Regions from separate parts of the Homo sapiens genome. Here region 1 is linked to region 2. The links are chromatin loops, found by intact Hi-C in ENCODE. Cell type or tissue: psoas muscle. All regions are shown on one strand. Links, peaks and the distances in the headings refer to the core of each region. The heading gives the core; the rest is flanking DNA.

The links. Hi-C counts contacts between places; a loop is a spot of excess contacts. Peaks named below come from ENCODE experiments on the same cell type or tissue, not always from the same donor. Only the 100,000 strongest peaks of a DNase experiment are listed, where the experiment ranks them.
Region 1: it touches region 2 in a loop (1.9-fold over the local background); 3 of 110 quality-filtered maps call a loop at or near these places.

Annotation. Positions count from the first base shown.
Region 1 is chr4:143,459,996-143,468,948 of GRCh38, forward strand. It overlaps GAB1 (GRB2 associated binding protein 1), which reads left to right. Exons shown (of 10, transcript NM_002039.4): 8 at 369-492; 9 at 6,108-6,230. Among named protein-coding and RNA genes, the nearest start is that of SMARCA5, 49 kb to the right of the region's middle. In psoas muscle, for the core only: no CTCF peak of the experiment used is centred there; no DNase peak of the experiment used is centred there.
Region 2 is chr4:143,370,524-143,379,476 of GRCh38, forward strand. All of the region lies in intron 1 of GAB1 (GRB2 associated binding protein 1), which reads left to right. Among named protein-coding and RNA genes, the nearest start is that of MIR3139, 32 kb to the left of the region's middle. RefSeq lists an enhancer at 2,137-2,326. In psoas muscle, for the core only: a CTCF peak has its summit at 5,306 (motif pointing right); a DNase peak (open chromatin) is centred at 5,358; H3K27ac peaks cover 2,892 bases.

The DNA of each region.
Region 1 (8,953 bases), core at 2,549-6,548, 89 kb after region 2:
AACCTATGTTGAACATATGTTCATGTTTCGTGTGTGTGTGTGTGTATATAGTTTTTAAAAAAATAGAAATTCTTAAGTCTTCCATTTTATATCTGTAACTTTCTACTTATCACCAAGTCACTGGCAGTGGTTTTTTTGTTTTACACAAAATATTTTGCTGTCCAAAATACACTTTTATAATACAATTATAAATATTAGTTATGTGTTTGTACACAAAAATTACATCATTATAAATGTGTACAATGAATGATTATAAACATAAGGGAATATTTCTGAAAGAATGCAGACTGTCTCTCATTTTTATTTGGGGAATAATTTTAGATATTTTTGTCAAGGCTTATGTTTGTGATGATAATTTCTGTAATTAGCTCTTCCAGGTTTCCCATGTCCCCCCGACCAGATTCAGTGCATAGCACAACTTCAAGCAGTGACTCACACGACAGTGAAGAGAATTATGTTCCCATGAACCCAAACCTGTCCAGTGAAGACCCAGTATGTAAAGTTTTAACTTTTCCCTTTCTGAGCAGCCCTTTTCAGTCATTCAAGCTAGAACTGTTCTGTCTATAAATTTTATCCTCGTATCTTTATATACTTAAGAAAAAGCAGTAAAAGACAACTTTTAAAAAGCTTATTAAAAATAATGTCATAAACTCTAAAACCAATAAAAGGTGAAAGTAAACTGTAAATGAGTTAAAAAAAAAAAGTTGCCTGGCACAGCAGCACAACCCTGTAGTTTCAGCTATTTGGGAGGCTGAGGTGGGAGGATCACTTGAGTCCTTGAGTCCAGCAGTTTGAGGCTAGCCTGCACAACATGTCACCCTGTCTCTAATTAGAAAAAAATTAAGTTTTCAGTTATATGTCATTTAAGAGATACTTGATTTTTTATACTCTTCAAGAAAATATACGGGCAGCATTTTATGATGCAATTCTCTAAGGCCATGTCACAGCACTCTAATGGTGAAATGGTCTTATAAGTAAGTAATATACCTTTAGATAGGTGTAAAGATTAAAGAAGACCTCTTATAAACATAACATGTTTGAGGTTGGCTATACTACCATAAAGCATGAGAATTTTCTAATGGTAGTGAGCATTTTGTTCCTCATAAATCAGGTAGTTGCCAGAAAATACTTCAAATGTTTAAGAATACAAACCAATTTTAATTTTTAAAAATATTTTGCTTTAGCTTTTCCTTAAGTCAGATTTAATGTTTGCTTTGTTATTTGTATTTTAGTTGATAAGTATATCCATTAGGATTAAGTTCCCCTCTGAGTAAAAGAAAATAAATATTTGTGACTCAAGAGAGAAGTTTCTTTCTTTCTCATGGAAAAGTCTAGAGAGAGTCAATCCAAGGCTGTTGTGGCAGCTCTGTTCCATAGAGTCTTCAGGGATTCAGACCTTTTCCAGCTCTCCAGTCTGCTTTCCTTGGGTGTGGCACATATGCTCATTGGACAAGATGATGCTCCAGCCAGCAGAGTGACATTCCAACTCCAGGTGGAGGAAAGAGAGAAAAAGAAGGGTACAGCCCAACTGCCTCATAAGGACAGTACCTCGAAACTGCTTTATAGAAACCATTAACCAGAACTTAGCCTGTGTGGCCACACTTAGACACAAAGGAGCTAGAAAACATAGACTTAGATCCGAGGAACAGTGGGCCCACCTAAAAATCCCATGCATATGGGAGAGGGGAGAGCAGGTATTGAGGGACAATCAGACCATATCTTCCAGGATAAGCAAATACCTGATGTCAAAATTTAGAATGAGTAACACTTTAGTGGCCCTATATTATTTAAAACAGCCCTATTTAGAGGTATAAAATATAAAGCCCAATTCTGTCAATGAATTGGTTTTTCATCCTTAATAGACTTTAGGCAGAACCAGCTTTCTTAAAACTATATATTGTCAGGAAACATAATTCAGTGATATGAAAAACTTGATTTTGTGCTTAAATTAATTAACTTTAAAATATTACCAAATTTAGCCAGGCACAGTGGCATGTGCCTGTAGTCCCAGCTACTCAGGAGGCTGAAGCAGGAGGATCTCTTGAGCCTAGTTCACACCTAGCCTGGGCAACATAGCGAGACCTCATCTATAAAAATTTTTAAATATCAAATTTATAAAGTATTCAAAAATAATATAATCAATATATCAATAATGTTTTCACTGATTTTTCAAGGCAGGGCAATTTTTAGACACTTTTGCTTTTGTATTCACTATTTTTCAATTTGAGTGGAGTTCTATTATTATTATTTAAGTTAATTAGTTTTCCTCAGTATAGTAAGTTGACTCTAGTAAAACTCTAAATCCTAAATTCTCGGTCAGAGTAGATATTGTCACCTATTTTCAACTTTGGGTAGTTGAGTGAACTGTTTTCTTATCGTAAAGTAATTAGAGTATTTTCTGAGGTACTAAAGAGTGTGTCTTTTTGCCCAAAATAGTAAATAGCCATAAAAATTTTGGAAAGTCCCATATAATAGGAAAGTTTAAAAATGTGATTTGTCATGGGTGTTAGATGAAGGGAAAAGATGAAAAAGAAGAGCATTACAATCAGAAATCAAAGGAAATCAAAATACAATTTTTTTTTTTTACACCTAATGACAGTAAGCCAGAAAGGTGCTTTTACTTGCCACCAATAGAGGTGTCTAAATAAACACAATGTGGTGAATTTCTTTTTTTTTTTATTTGGAGACAGATTCTCTTTCTGTCACCTAGGCTGGAATGCAGTAGCGCGATCTCAACTCACTGCAGCCTCCACCTCCTGGGTTTCAAATGATTCTCCTGACTCAGCCTCTCGAGTAGCTGGGATTACAGGTTTGCGCCACCACACACGACTAATTTTTGTGTTTTTGGTAGAGACAGGGTTTCATCATGTTGCGCAGGATGGTCTCAAACTCCCGACCTCAAATGATCTGCCTGCCTTGGCTTCCCAGAGTGCTGGGATTACAGGCGTGAGCCACTGCACCTGGCCTGTGATGAATTTATGAAGTACTTAGGTCCTATGTATTAGAAAAAAGCAAAAATGACCCAGGAGGACATACCTATCTACCAAGTACAATAGAAAAGTCAACAATGCCAATTCCATATCCTCATGCTGCCAAATACAAGGACTCATCATAGTCCATTCAACTCTCCCTTAGAAAAGAATATGAGAATTATAGCAATATTTAACAAACTTCTTTAATTTTGGATCAAAAATCATGCATTATCAAGTGAATTCTGAATGTGACACCTGAAATTCAAATGATGGTAAACCATAACTAAAGGCATACATACTGTTATGTGATAATAACAACAAAAATATGTTAAATGATTTTACATAATTTTTAAAGAATTTTTTAAAAATCTAGGCCGGGCATAGTGGCTCACACCTGTAATCCCAGCACTTTAAGGAGGCCGAGGCAGGCAGATCACCTGAGGTCAGTAGTGCGAGACCAGCCTGGCCAACATGGATAAACCCCGTCTCTATTAAAAATACAAAAATTAGCCGGGCGTGGTGGCAGGCGCCTGTAATCCCAGTTACTCGGGAGGCTGAGGCAGGAGAATTGCTTGAGCCCAGGAGACAGAGATTGCAGTGAGCCGAGATCAAGCCACTGCCCTGCAGCCCAGGCAACAAAGCAAGACTCCATCTCAAAAAAAAAAAAAAAAAAAATCTCACACTACTGGTTTGTTATTTAATTCAAAGAACACTTATAATACCTTATAGAATCTTAGAGTTTCTCTAAACTGTTTTGGGAAAATACTGGGTGAAAGGCTAGAATACAGACAGGCTGTTCCAGTGGAGATTAAATCAAGAGCAAATAGACTTCCTTGTAGACACACAAATGTTAACCATACTTAAAGATGGAAAAACATTCAGTTCTAGTAATAACAGACATAAAATAGGTTAACTAGCCACCCTGAGAAATTCTGTTTAGGAGCAACTTATTGGTATTATGCATGCAGGTCTTACAAATTTATGCATTTCTTTTATAGCCTTGTAATACTGTGAACAATTCTAGATATTTCTAATCAGAGAAATGGAGGGTATGGGTCTTTCATTGATCACATTTGAATATAGAACTTTTCACACACTCATGGCTGATTTTATGTGACAATGATATATAGAGTCATTCAGATAAAAAATTTCATGATGATTCCAGTTTCTCCATGAATTAGAAAGAAGAGAGGGATTGCTATTTATATTGAGGACCAAAACTTGCTTATATTTTTTGTGCTCTACATGTTATTTTTGATTTTTTGATTTTTTAATTTTTTCAGACAGAGTTTCCCTCTGTTGCCCAGGCTGGAGTGCAGTGGTGCGATCTTGGCTCACTGCAACCTCCGCCTCCGGGTTCAAGCGATTATCCTGCCTCAGCCTCCCAAGTAGCTGGGATTACAGGTGCCCACCACCACACCTGGCTAGTTTTTGTAGTTTTTAGTAGAGACGGGGTTTCACCATGTTGGCCAGGCTGGTCTCAAACTCCTGACCTCAGGTGGTCCGCCCGCCTCAGCCTCCCAAAGTGCTGGGATTACAGGCCTGAGCCACCGCGCCTAGCCATTTTATATATTTTTTTAATGTTTTATTTGTAGTAATTGATAAATTTGGTTTAAAAAATCTGTTTCTTCAAGTAGGAATATTACATTTAGTTGTACAGGTTGTTTACTGAATAAACATACTGCATACCTGATTATATGAAATTCAGGCTATGTGCTGCTCACCAAGCTGCAGTCGCCCACAGCACAGAGCTGTCTCACCCCAGTGCAAGAAGCACCTTTTAATAATTTGCAAAAAGGTTCCATACCAGCTATTAGCAGCCCTGCTACGAAATGAGAGAATAGTCTCAATATTTTCCTAGAAGTATCCTTTCCCTAAGGCACAGTTTTTTCTGTTTAACCTAAGCAAAAAGAAATGAAGTAGCAATATAAAAAGAATCAACAGAACCACCAGATGTATGCAGTTTTCAAATTGTTTTATTCATCATAACATGTATAAATTTTTAACTTTGTTAAATCATTATGATTTTCTTTAAAAGTATGAGATAATATATGAACATTAATATCAACAGTGCACAAGGATGAAATTCCCTAATGAGAAATACACAGTCTTGCGTATGAGAAGCCAAGAACATTTCTAGATGGGGTTAAAAGGAGTAAGGCATGGAAACAAGTCACTTGTTTGAGCACATGTATAATAGAACCCTGTTGTAATTAGAGTGGAGGGAATATATAGGGACTTAGGTTCATGCCAGCTTTTCCTTTCTATTTAGCATTGATCTTCAAGTGCCTATTTTTCATTTTTCTGCCTCAAGTTTTTTGTTCCTGCTGTTTATCGCTGTCATCTATCTTCCTACCTTCTTTCCCTTTTTTTAGAGAGTAGTCCTACTGTACAAATCATCTGAAATGGTTATTTACAAATTCCAGAGTTGTCTTCACTCTGCTCTCTTTAAAATCTTAGCACTATTTTTGTCCAAAATTTTAATTCTTTTTAAACCCAGAAGTTAGTAGTATTATTGCTCTTATTATATAAACTATGCTTATTTACGTTTTTCTGCATGTTTAGCAGCTTCTTTATCATTTCTTGTATTTCAGGCCTTCCTTAGGTAGTAATTTTCCTTCTCTCTTAAATACGTTCTTTAGAATGTATGCCTTTCAGGAAGGAAAAGATCAGGCTAAGGAAATTAGGTGGTAAAAAATCCAGATGATTGAAACAAAATACACTTAGCCAATGGAGTCAAACAAATTTTAGTGTGAAAGCCTTTAGATAAAACGTAGAAAGTTTTTTTAAAATTTAACTTGAAAGCAAGGAATATAAAGATCCTGTAAAGCATAATTGAGTACAGACATAATTTTAATAATGTTCAAGTTGGGCTATCATAGCTAAGTATCTCCTGATGTCTCAATCTTAGTGTGAACCAAGTTTAACTTTTGAAACTACGTTTAGCTTGCTCTAAGCTAGGCTTTAATCAGTTTTTTAAATATTACTTATTTTCTTTCTATCCTAAAAGGTTGTTTAACTTTTTAAGCTATGTCCTCTTGAAAGCAAATATTTAGGCTTCCGTAGATGTTCAACAGTACGAGTGGTATGTCTGGTGAATGTCTGACCGTTGATTTTGTTGTCTAATACTTTCAGAATCTCTTTGGCAGTAACAGTCTTGATGGAGGAAGCAGCCCTATGATCAAGCCCAAAGGAGACAAACAGGTGGAATACTTAGATCTCGACTTAGATTCTGGGAAATCCACACCACCACGTAAGGTGAGTGACATGTGACATGTCTCTTCTTTGTATACAGTTAGTTCACACTTCAAACCTGAAGAATTATTTCCTTTGGGATAATTTTATTAAGTTATGTTTAATATAAATTTAGTCTGGTCTGCTACTTGATGCTATCTCATAAAACAAAAATAACATAGTTATGGAGACTGATTATTTTTTCCTTTCTGATGGTTAGAAATTTTATACTTTCTACTTTTTTAGTGGTTACCATTGAAATAGTTATTTAACAAATTCTTTTTTTTTTTTTTTTTTTTTTTTTTTGAGACAGAGTCTTGCTCTGTTGCCCAGGCTGGAGTGCAGTAGTGTGATCTTGGCTCACTGCAACCTCCGCTTCCCAGGTCCAAATGATTCTCCTGCCTCAGCCTCCCAAATAGCTGGGATTACAGATGCGCGCCACCACTCCTGGCTAATTTTTGTATTTTTAGTAGAGACACGGTTTCACCATGTTGGCCAGAATGGTCTTGAACTCCTGACCTCAAGTGATCCACCCACCTCAGCCCTCCAAAAGTGCTGGGATTACAGGCAGGAGCCACTGCATCTGGCTGTTATTTAATGAATTCTAAAGTTAACCAGTCTAGTGTCTTTACTCTCCTTAAAATGCTCAAATTCTGTGCTATCTTTGTCCAAAATTTTAATGTTGTCTTTTTGTTAAGCCCACTAATTAGACAGTATTATTACTGCTCTTATTATATAACAATGTTTATTTACATTTTCCTACATGTTGACCAGCTTCTTTGTCATTCCTTCCTATTTCTCAGACCTTCCTTCTGCAATAATTTTCCCTCCACCTGAAATATACCCTTTAGAAGTGCCTTTAGTGGAGGTCATTGGTAGTAATTTTTTTCAGTTTTTGTATAACTTAAATGTCTTTATTTTGCCTTCACTCTTGGAAACACAGTTTTCTTGAGTTTACAGTTCTTGATCAACAATAATTTTCTCTCAGCCCATGGAAGATACTATCCCACTACTGTCTTGCTTCTATTCCTATGGAAAAATTGCTGTCAGTCTAATTGTAATTCCCTTGTAGATAATGTCTTTTCTGACTGGATGAGTTTAAGGTCATTTCTGTATCTTTGGTATTCTACAGGTTCACTACAATACGTCTAGACATAGATTCCTTTTTATTTATCTTGCTTAGAAGTGCTGCCTTCTTTTTGGATTCATATTTTTTATCAATTCTGGGAAAGTCTCAGTCACTATTCAAATATTGCTTTTCCATTTCTAAAATGAAATTCTGTTTGGGTCTTTATCAAATATGTCTGGCCAATTTACTGGCTCCTTTTTCAATATCTGAAGTCCTTGGAGGTCTGAATCTGTGTATATTGTTTCTCCTATCTCACACTCTCTACAGTTTGTTTCTTTGTGTGTTTTATATATTTTTATTGCAACCTCATTTTGTTGAACATATCTTCTGAGGACCTAAATTTCTTCTATAAACTATTTGTATTTGCTTCTGCTAGGAACCAGGAGGTGCTACCATCCTAGGACCACATCAGTTCCCTTCAGGGGTCCCTAGCTTGATGAGATATTCTCAGTTTCAGCATCACCTCCAATGCAGGGCCTCCTGATTGCATTTTTGAGATTGACATTCATCCTAAAGCCAACACCACGTTTACCATTTAGAAGCTCACCACTCCCTCTACTTCTCTTATACCTTAGACATTTCACTTTCTAGTGAGCGCAGCAGTGCATTGATAATTTTATTTAAATATCTATATCTTGTTGAATTTTAGGAATGAAAAGGCATCAGCTTATGTAGTTTGTCATTCTTGAAGTATAACTTTTCCAAAAACATTTCTTGTTAGCTCTCAAAGTAAACATTGATTCATGTTCTCAGAGGTTGAGAGACAGTCAAGCTTAAGTTGACAGGAGAATCAGGTTGTCTATGTTAAGATGAAACAGGCATCTGCTGTCCCTATTTTTTATGAATTTCATCTGTCATGGAAGCATTAGTTTGAATTCTTTTTTTTTTTTTTTTTTTTTTTTTGGACGGAGTCTTGCTCTGTTGCCCAGGCTGCAGTGCAGTGGCACGATCTTGGCTCACTGCAACCTCTGCCACCCGGGTTCAAGCCATTCTCCTGCCTCAGCCTCCCAAGTAGCTGGGATTACAGGCGCGTGCCACCATGTCAGGCTAATTTTTGTATTTTTAGTAGAGATGGGATTTCAGCATCTTGGCCAGGCTGGTCTTGAACTCCTGACCTCGTGATCCACCCATCTTGGCTTCCCAAAGTGCTGGGATTATAGGCGTGAGCCACTGTGCCCAGCTTTGAATTCTTAAATATAATAATTTTAAATTTAAGGCAAAAATAGTATATAGTTAGGAGAGAGACATTTTTAAGTTGAGGTAGTTGATGTTATTTTTTGTGTATGACCCAGAAAAATTTTAAGAGTATTCATGGCCGGGCATGGTGGCTCACGCCTGTAATCCCAGCACTTTGGGAGGCCAAGGCGGATGGATCTTGAGGTGAGGAGTTTGAGACCAGCCTGACCAATATGCTGAAACCACATCTCTACTAAAAATACAAAATTAGCCAGGCGTGGTGGCACATGCCTGTAATCCCAGCTACTCAGGAGGCTGAGACAGGAGAATTGCTTGAACCCAGGAGGCGGAGGTTGCAGTGAGCTGAGATCGCACCACTGCACTCCATCCTGGGCAACAAGAGCAAAACTCCTTCTCAAAAAAAAAAAGTATTCACAGTGGA
Region 2 (8,953 bases), core at 3,155-7,154:
TCCCTGCTGTCCTCATTGATAGTACAGAACTCTTTTTTTTTTAAATTAAAGTTCTAGGGTACATGTGCACAACGTGCAAGTTTGTTACATATGTATACGTGTGCCATGTTGGTGTGCTGCACCCATTAACTCGTCATTTACATTAGGTATATCTCCTAATGCTATCTCTCCCCGCTCCCCTGACCCCACAACAGGCCCCGGGGTGTGATGTTCCCTGCCCTGTGTCCACATGTTCTCATTGTTCAGTTCCCACCTATGAGTGAGAACATGCAGTGTTTGGTTTTCTGTCCTTGCGATAGTTTGCTCAGAATGATGGTTTCCAGCTTCATCCATGTCACTACAAAGGACATGAACTCATCCTTTTTTATGGCTGCATAGTATTCCATGGTGTATATGTGCCACATTTTCTTAATCTAGTCTATCATTGATGGACATTTGGGTTGGTTCCAAGTCTTTACTATTGTGAATAGTGACGCAATAAACATATGTCCGCATGTGTCTTTATAGCAGCATGATTTATATTCCTTTGGGTATATACCCAGTAATGGGATGGCTGGGTCAAATGGTATTTCTAGTTCTAGATCCCTGAGGAATCGCCACACTGACTTCCACAATGGTTGAACTAGTTTACAGTCCCACCAACAGTGGAAAAGTGTTCCTATTTCTCCACATCCTCTCCAGCACCTGTTGTTTCCTGACTTTTTAATGATCGCCATTCTAACTGGTGTGAGATGGTATCTCATTGTGGTTTTGATTTGCATTTCTCTGATGGCCAGTGATGATGAGCATTTTTTCATGTGTCTGTTGGCTGCATAAATGTCTCCTTTTGAGAAGTGTCTGTTCATATCCTTCACCCACTTTTTGATGGGGTTGTTTGATTTTTTCTTGTAAATTTGTTTAAGTTCTTTGTAGATTCTGGATATTTGCCCTTTGTCCGATGGGTAGATTGTAAAAATTTTCTCCCATTCTGTAGGTTGCCTGTTCACTCTGATGGTAGTTTCTTTTGCTGTGCAGAAGCTCTTTAGTTTAATTAGATCCCATTTGTCAATTTTGGCTTTTGTTGCCATTGCTTTTGGTGTTTTAGTCTTGAAGTCCTTGCCCATGCCTATGTTCTGAATGGTATTGCGTAGGTTTTCTTCTAGGGTTTTTATGGTTTTAGGTCTAACATTTAAGTCTTTAATCCATCTTGAATTAATTTTTGTATAAGGTGTGAGGAAGGGATCCAGTTTCAGCTTTCTACATGTGGCTAGCCAGTTTTCCTAACACCATTTATTAAATAGGGTATCCTTTCCCGATTTCTTGTTTTTGTCAGGTTTGTCAAAGATCACATGGTTGTAGATTTGTGGTATTATTTCTGAGGGCTCTGTACAGAACTCGTTTTTATGAAGAATCATTGACTTTCAAAAATACTTGAGGTTACCCAGTTCAAGCATCCAAAAATACAGACTTCCTGTTCATTCAGCATCTAGTTTAATGTATTCAATTATGGAGAGCAAAATTTTACATTATGAAACATCTTGGCTGGGCACGGTGGCTAGTGCCTGTAATCCTGGCACTTTTGGAGCCCCAGGTGGGTGGATCACTTGAGGTCAGGAGTTCAAGACCAGCCTGGCCAACATGGTGAAACCCCATCTCAGTTTAAAAAAAAAAGATGTATCTTGTTCCATTGTTGAACAACTGTAGAAGGTTATTCTTGCATTGAAATGTTCCTTCCTGTACCTTCTGTTGCTTGCTAGTTCTTCCGTTTGCTATTCTCTTGCCTTCTGTCTTTTGGTCCCTTTATGACATTTTTGGTGTTTGTTTAACAGGCATTCACTTATTCAACATCTATTTATTGAATGCTTGCTGTAGGCCAGGACTTGTTCTTGGTGCTGGGTATTCAGCTGTGAACAAGACAAAGCTTCTGCCTTACATGAAACTTACATTGTAGTAGGTAGAGACAGACATTAAGCAAATACATAATATGGTCTCTGTAGGTGATAACTACTGAGATTAACAGCAGTTAACCATGGTCACAAGAGAAAACTGTGGCTTAAATTGGGTCTGAAGTCATTCTGAGTCAACTGTGTAATGCAGTGGCCAAAAAGCCTAAATTCATCTTAGACTATTTGAATCAAATGGCCATGTTAGAGAGGTCATGTTTGCTTTCTTATTGTCAAGCTGAGCCTGGTGTATAGCATTTACTTTTTGAAGAGATATTGGCAAGTGGAAACTTGTTCAGGGGTATCCCCATGATAGCCTTGTAAACAGCTGAAGAAAGCCATCATATTTGCATGGAGTGTTCCCTAGGCCAAACCTTTCTGGTTTTGCCAACAGTTTCTCAAATGGTATGATGTCTATACTCTTTAACTGTCCTGGTCTTCCTCCAGATAATTAATTTCCTCTTAAAATGATGCTCCCAGAATTCAACTCATCTTTCCAGATGTGGTTTCAACTTAGGTAATGCTTATTAGACTATTTCTTCCCTTGATCTGGTTATTTAATTTTAGTAACGCATCTGAGGATTGAATTTCCTTTAAAAACACACACACACACACACACACACACACACACACATCTGTGTTACTTGACTCTCAGTGTTGAGCTAGGCTGTAAAGCCAGGTCTCCAGCACTTCTGTTCGTACAATTTATGTACATAAATATGTTACCCAGCATCTCTATTAAAATGTCATCTCATCGCTGTCTGTGCAGTATTCTACATTAAGATCCTTTGGAATATTGTCTTTCATCTAACTTGGTGTTGTCTACATAATTAACAAGCATATTCTCAAACTTCATCTAGGTGTTTAATATAATTGTTTAATTAAAAAAGAATAATAGCACCAGACCTTTCCTTCAGATTATAGCAGCTCAATAATTAATCCTGTTTTAGTATGACATTTCAAATAACTGTGAACAGCCTTAATATGTCATCCATTTTACATTTCTGCATTTTATCCAAACATTTTGAAAAATGAAGATACAGTCTTCATTTCATGATGGCATTTCTATCTGGTACTAGGCTTAACAAAAAACATACTAGAAGCCAGGCTTGGTGGCTCACGCCTATAACCCTAGCACTTTGGGAGGCCAAGGTAGGCAGATCACTTGAGCTCAGGAGTTTGAGACCAGCCTGGGCAACATGGCAAAAATGCAAATCCACAAAAAATCCAAAAATTAGCCGGCCATGGTGGCATGCGCCTGTAGTCCCAGCTGCTTGGGAGACTGAGGCACAAGAATTGCTTGTGCCAGGAAGGCAGAGGTTGCAGTGAGCCGAGATTGCACCATTGCACTCCAGCCTGGGTGATGGGAGTGAAACCCTCTCTCTCTCTCTCTCTCTCTCTCTCTCTCTCTGTAAATAAATAAATATATATATATATATATTTTTACCTTTCTAACATTGCAGGGAGTGACCTTTCTTTTTCATTCAGTCTCAGTTATGTGTCCAAAGCATTGGTATATGTTTTGGTTTAGTTTTTAATTTGCAAGCTCCATGTAAGACTACAGTGGGTTTTTTGTCAGATGCCTCCTTATTTATGAGTTGGAGTGAAGACAGGGAGAGTATTGACCTCATTCTTCCTGGAGATCTTTTTTGTTTTCCAAGGAGTTTGGTGTCGTATTTTATAGGATTTTCTAGATTATATGTATAACATCTTGACTCCACTCAAATGCCCAAGAACCCATACATTTTGGTGGCAGCATGACTTTCAAGAGGAGTTGCTTCTCTTGCTTAGTACAAAGTGTCCATGGATCAGAATGTGATTAAACAAGTCAAGTCAGGTGACTTGTCACTGAGGGTTTGTATTGGTTGCAAGTACCAGAAATGTGCCTGTGCCGATTGGGGAATCAGGATATTAGTCAAAGGAAAGGAAAACCTGTTCAACAATTTTTCTTGCTTTTCATGTGCTGCAGAGAAAAGGCTAAATCCCATCTGGTGCACACTATTGTGGGAATCTTATACTTTAGATTCATAAACACAGTATGTTCAGATTTTCTAGATTTGACATTTGCTTGAATGTGTTCGGTGTGTATTTTATACTGAGTGTCAAATTTCTTGCCTTTTGACGATAGCTGACTTTTAGTTGACTAAAAAAGTAGTAGTCATAGTTAGGTTTACTATCTGTGGCTATCACAGGGTTCACATGGGCATCATTGTCCAACCAAAGTTGCTTCTGAAGTGCTGCCATACAGTCTTGGCTCTCATGAACACTTGTCCTAGTTTTTACCGTTGTCCTGGAAGAATTACTTTCACGAGTGTCTGGGTTTGGAGGAAAAATTGTATGGCTCCTATGGATACGTCTCAAAGTATTCTAGGAAGCAAGTTGTTCCCATTGTGCAGTTATTGCTTTGACATCTGGCCTTCCTTACTTACCTCTGCTACAGAAAGAATCCAGAATGACTTGTAAGGCTGGTAAACCCAGTGATTCTTGGAATACTTTTTCAAGAATGCTCCTCCAGGAATGCTCTTGGAGTCTCACTCTGTAGCCCAAGCTTGAGTGCAGTCGTGTGATCCTGGCTCACTGCAACCTCCGCCCCCTGGGCTCAAGGGATTCTCATGCTTCAGCCTCCTGAATAGCTGGAATTATAGGTGCCCGCCACAACGCCTGGCTAAGTTTTTGTATTTTACTAGAGACGGGGTTTCACCATGTTGCCCAAGGTGGTCTTGAACTCCTGAGCTCAGGCGATGTGCCCGCCTTGGCCTCCCAAAGTGCTGGGATTACAGGCATCAGCCACTGCACCCGGCCTGAAAACACATTTTCTTAATGGGACTAAACTTTTCTAGCTGAATTGATCTATTTTAAAACTTGCCAATGAAAGCTCCTTAGTAGTATCTGCTAATTAAATGCAGTTTTTATACCTAACGGACCTTTTAAAGAATGTGTGCACTTTGCAAACCCCATTGCTTCTTGCCGTATCTGAGCACTTGCCACCTGGTGGTAAGGAGACCATTCCATCTCCTTCACTAGATGGTAGCACCTGGAAGTCAGGGATCATTGCTGACTTATCTTGCCTCCCAACATTGATCATGCAGTAGGTGTGGATGAGAAAGAGGGAGATAAGGGAAGAAAGGGGGCTGTGAATAAACGCTGTTGCTTTCTGCTTCCTTTTTAGGAGTTAAAAGTCTCTTCAGCTACCTGTTTAGGAGTATGAAAGCAAATCTAGGAAATGGCCTCTGCAGTTTTCCGAATATGACAAATCATTTAGTTTCCTAAGCTTGTTACTCTACAGTGGGACTTCTCAACCTCTGCACTGTTGATATTGTGGCCTGGATGATTGTTTGTTGTGTGGCCTGCCCTGTGCATTATAGGGTGTTTAGTTAGCAGCAGCATCCTTGGTCTCTGCCCACTAGATGCCAGTAGTGCACCCCATCCCCAGCTGTGACAACAAAAATGTCTGCAGGCATTGCCAAGTGTGCCCTGGAGGCAAAATAGCCGCCCCCTAATTGAGATTGAGAACCGCTGCTGCATAGGAGCTCCTGTCTGGGACAAATGCCCACCAGAGAAACCAGCAAGTAATAGAAATGTGGCTTTGGAAGGGAACTTAGAAATCATCTGGAATGTTGTATCCTGGAGAACTCCTCGCCCCACACCAGCGCCAGCACCCCTCCCCAACCCCCTACACCACCTCCACCTTTATACTTATGCTTTATACCTGCAGAACTATAACCTAAGGGAAGGAATGAATATAAAAAAGAAAAAAATACAACTATATGAGGTAATACTGTTTAGGGCTTGTAGGGTTATTTGTTTTAAGTTTGCTTACAGATCATGAACATGTGTCTACTTTCAGGTTACTCAAAATAAGAAAGCATAAGCTTATAGAAATAGGTCAGGGAGAAAAACACAGAAAAACTAATGTGCAGCACTACTAAAAAAGAATTCAAGGTGTATGTTGAACATTTTTCAGATTAAAAAGAACTCACTGGAATGTGGCTGGATTGCTAGTATCGCCCTGTGGAGCTATCTGGGCTTCATATGAGGCTATTCTAAGTACATGCATCAAAAAAGAGATATAGAAGAGTATTTAAAGTAATGATAATTGGCCTTTTTCAAAAAATGACTTGCTTTCTAAACCTGAAAAATAGCCATCATGATACTAGAGAAATAGCTGAGATATTAATATTTCCTCTGTAGATTGTTTTGTTTTATAAGGGCATTTTGTGTCTTACTAAGAAATCTCACATAAAAGTAAGAACACCAAATTAAATATTAGCTCTTGTGGTTATTTTAAGACTCATCTCAATAACCAAGAGAATTTGGTTCTCACACTTTGTACCTTTTGATTGTAAACAGCTTTAAACAGGTTTATGTTGTACTTCATCAAAAATTATAGAGGATCTGCAGACTGAGACGCATTGGGACTGAAATTAGGCAATTCAGAGTTTCTCATGCATGTAAGCTGCTTTTATTTTGATCCCTATCATTCTTAGTCTGTCTTTTCAAATATTCTACTGGAAGGACTGTTGTGAGTTGAGGGCAAAGGAGAAAATGGCAGGGTCTCGAGCCACCAGGCCTCATAATACCTGCTCTTTGAGGTAGAGTAAAAGCTAACTGATGAATGTTTTCCAGAATAATATTTAGATTTAGTCTGGTGGTTTTTTTTTTTTTCTTGTTTTGTTTGCTTTGGTTTAAGCTCAATACAGTCACATCTGAATTTACACAACAAAAATGTTTCCGAAAAGTTGTGGATGAATCCATTTTTAATAAGCCAAGTACTATAAAAAGCATCAGAAGAACTTGTTAACTGAACTTATCCTAATGTTCTGATCACCTGTTTCTTTTAATAGACATAGTGGTTGCAACAATGCTTTGATTAGTTCCTTTTTGGAAGCTGGCTTTTGTTGGGGGGAGGGTTTTTGTTTCTTGTATCTTAAACTTGACACCTTGATTCTCATTGAAAAAACTTTCAACCATGTATGGTTGGTGATTTGTTGAAATTTATAACTGAAAATCTGCCACTCTGCTTTTAGTATTTGAAATGCCTTGGCAGGGAGACGTTTTTCTCAGAACAGATCTTTTGGAGGACCTCAGGAAGTTAATTATTCTGGCAAGAAGTTCTTTTTGAACTTTTTTGGATCATTATGATATTATGCTAATTTATCTAAAAAATGGATTCTAAGTTGAATAACTGTATAGTCCTGGCAGATAAGAGCATGTCAGATGTCTTGGCACAGTTTGGGGACAGAGGGGACTTTCCCACTTCTTTATGTAATCCACCATCATAATGTGGGAGTTTTATGAAATTTCTTCTGTTATACAGAAATACTTAGCTTTTTAGGCCGTATGTGCTGCTCAGTGAAAACAAGCTCTGTGTATGTCTGTATATGTTTAAATGAAATGAAAAAGAGAAGTGAAATCCAAGAAATTTCTGGTTTGCAGTGGTGATTATTTTTAGCCACGTTCATGTGTTTTAAACAATCCCTTTTAGGTCTGTTGAATGTAGCTTGGAACAGAACGTCCCATAGAAATGATAGTATAGTACACGTGGTGGCAAAGTTTCCATATTAGCCCTCAAAGATTATTTAACTCATCATATACTCACACGCTTTGCCGTACAAGGGGCAATGATGTATAGCGTATAAAAACACTGTTTAATAATACTCAACCTACAGCAACTTTCAATACTAAGAATGAAATAAAATTGAAAAATTGTAAAAATGCATAAGGATAAATTTTGTTTCTCTGAAAAGGTTGCTTTTGAGGAAAAGTAGTTTTAAAGAGACTTGGTGGTGTGGTAGAAGAACTCCCAGCAGACCTGAAGATGTAGCAGATGTATAGCAGTTTGGGCATCTTGGACAAGTAAATCATACTCGCAAGCCTCAGTTTCTTTTAATGTCATGGGGATAGTTGTGTGGATCAGAGCAGAATTTGTGTGAAGGTGATTTGCAAACTGTAAAGTCCTATGCAAATATACAATATATGTTCTGGTTCTTTTCTTAATTATGAAAATCTTGTATCCTGGCCTTTTTCTTGACACTCATATATTAGTAACAAAAATCTTTATGCTTAGCAACAATTAGTAAGGTCCTATTTCGCTCACAAATACAATAAATGCATGTTATTTTGACCTACATGGATGATAGAAACATTTGCTTTTTTGTGACAGCCTATTGGAACTTCCAAAGTGTCTCTCTCTCTCTCTCTCTCTCTCTCTCTCTCTCTCTCTCTCTCGTTTTTCTAGTCTCTAAACCTCTCTTGTTTTTTCTTTGTCTGAGTATCTTTCTGAACCACCGTCTCAAGTTTCAGGTTATACGACAGAGCTCATACTCCAAGCCCTGGCCTCTCTCTGACCTTGTGCCTCTGGCCTGGGACAAGCTTCACACTGCCAGACTCTGCAGCTGACCCTTTGTATCTCCCAGTAGTCTGAGCAGCATTCATTTGCTCAAGGTCTCACCAGAGACCAAACAGGGGCAGCCTCTCTGGAGAGACCATGGCCTCCCAACAGTATTTTTGATGTCAGTGGCCTAGCCTTAGGCCCCGAAGCCAGGAACTAGATGTGATAGGGGCCAAATCCCCCAAACCCGAGGAGCTTTTCTGGTAGAAAATGTGTTATGAAAAAAAGGGGGACTCAGTGGCCATTGCAGACCAAAGCCTCATTCATTGAGGTGGGGTAGGGGTTGCTGGGGACTACAATTCAGAGTTATATATGTAACAGAGTTATGCATATAATTCAGCAAACAAAGAGGCAAGTTGAAAAGGGTTTATTAAAGTATTAATGTTTGTGTCAAATGTATAAAATTCAGGAAACAGGCAGAGCAATAACATTTAATGTTGGAAGAGGACTTAGAGATACAAAAAATAGAGTTTATTCATTCTGGAGCAGAGAAATCTTAAGCCGGATAGGTTAACTGATTTGCAAGTGTCTCCTGCCTTCCAATCCTGCATCCTTAAGGATATCCTTAAGATGATACATCTGGGTTTTGCGATGCTCTGTTCTCCAGGTACGGTTAGCAGTGATTTTGCATAACTATGTG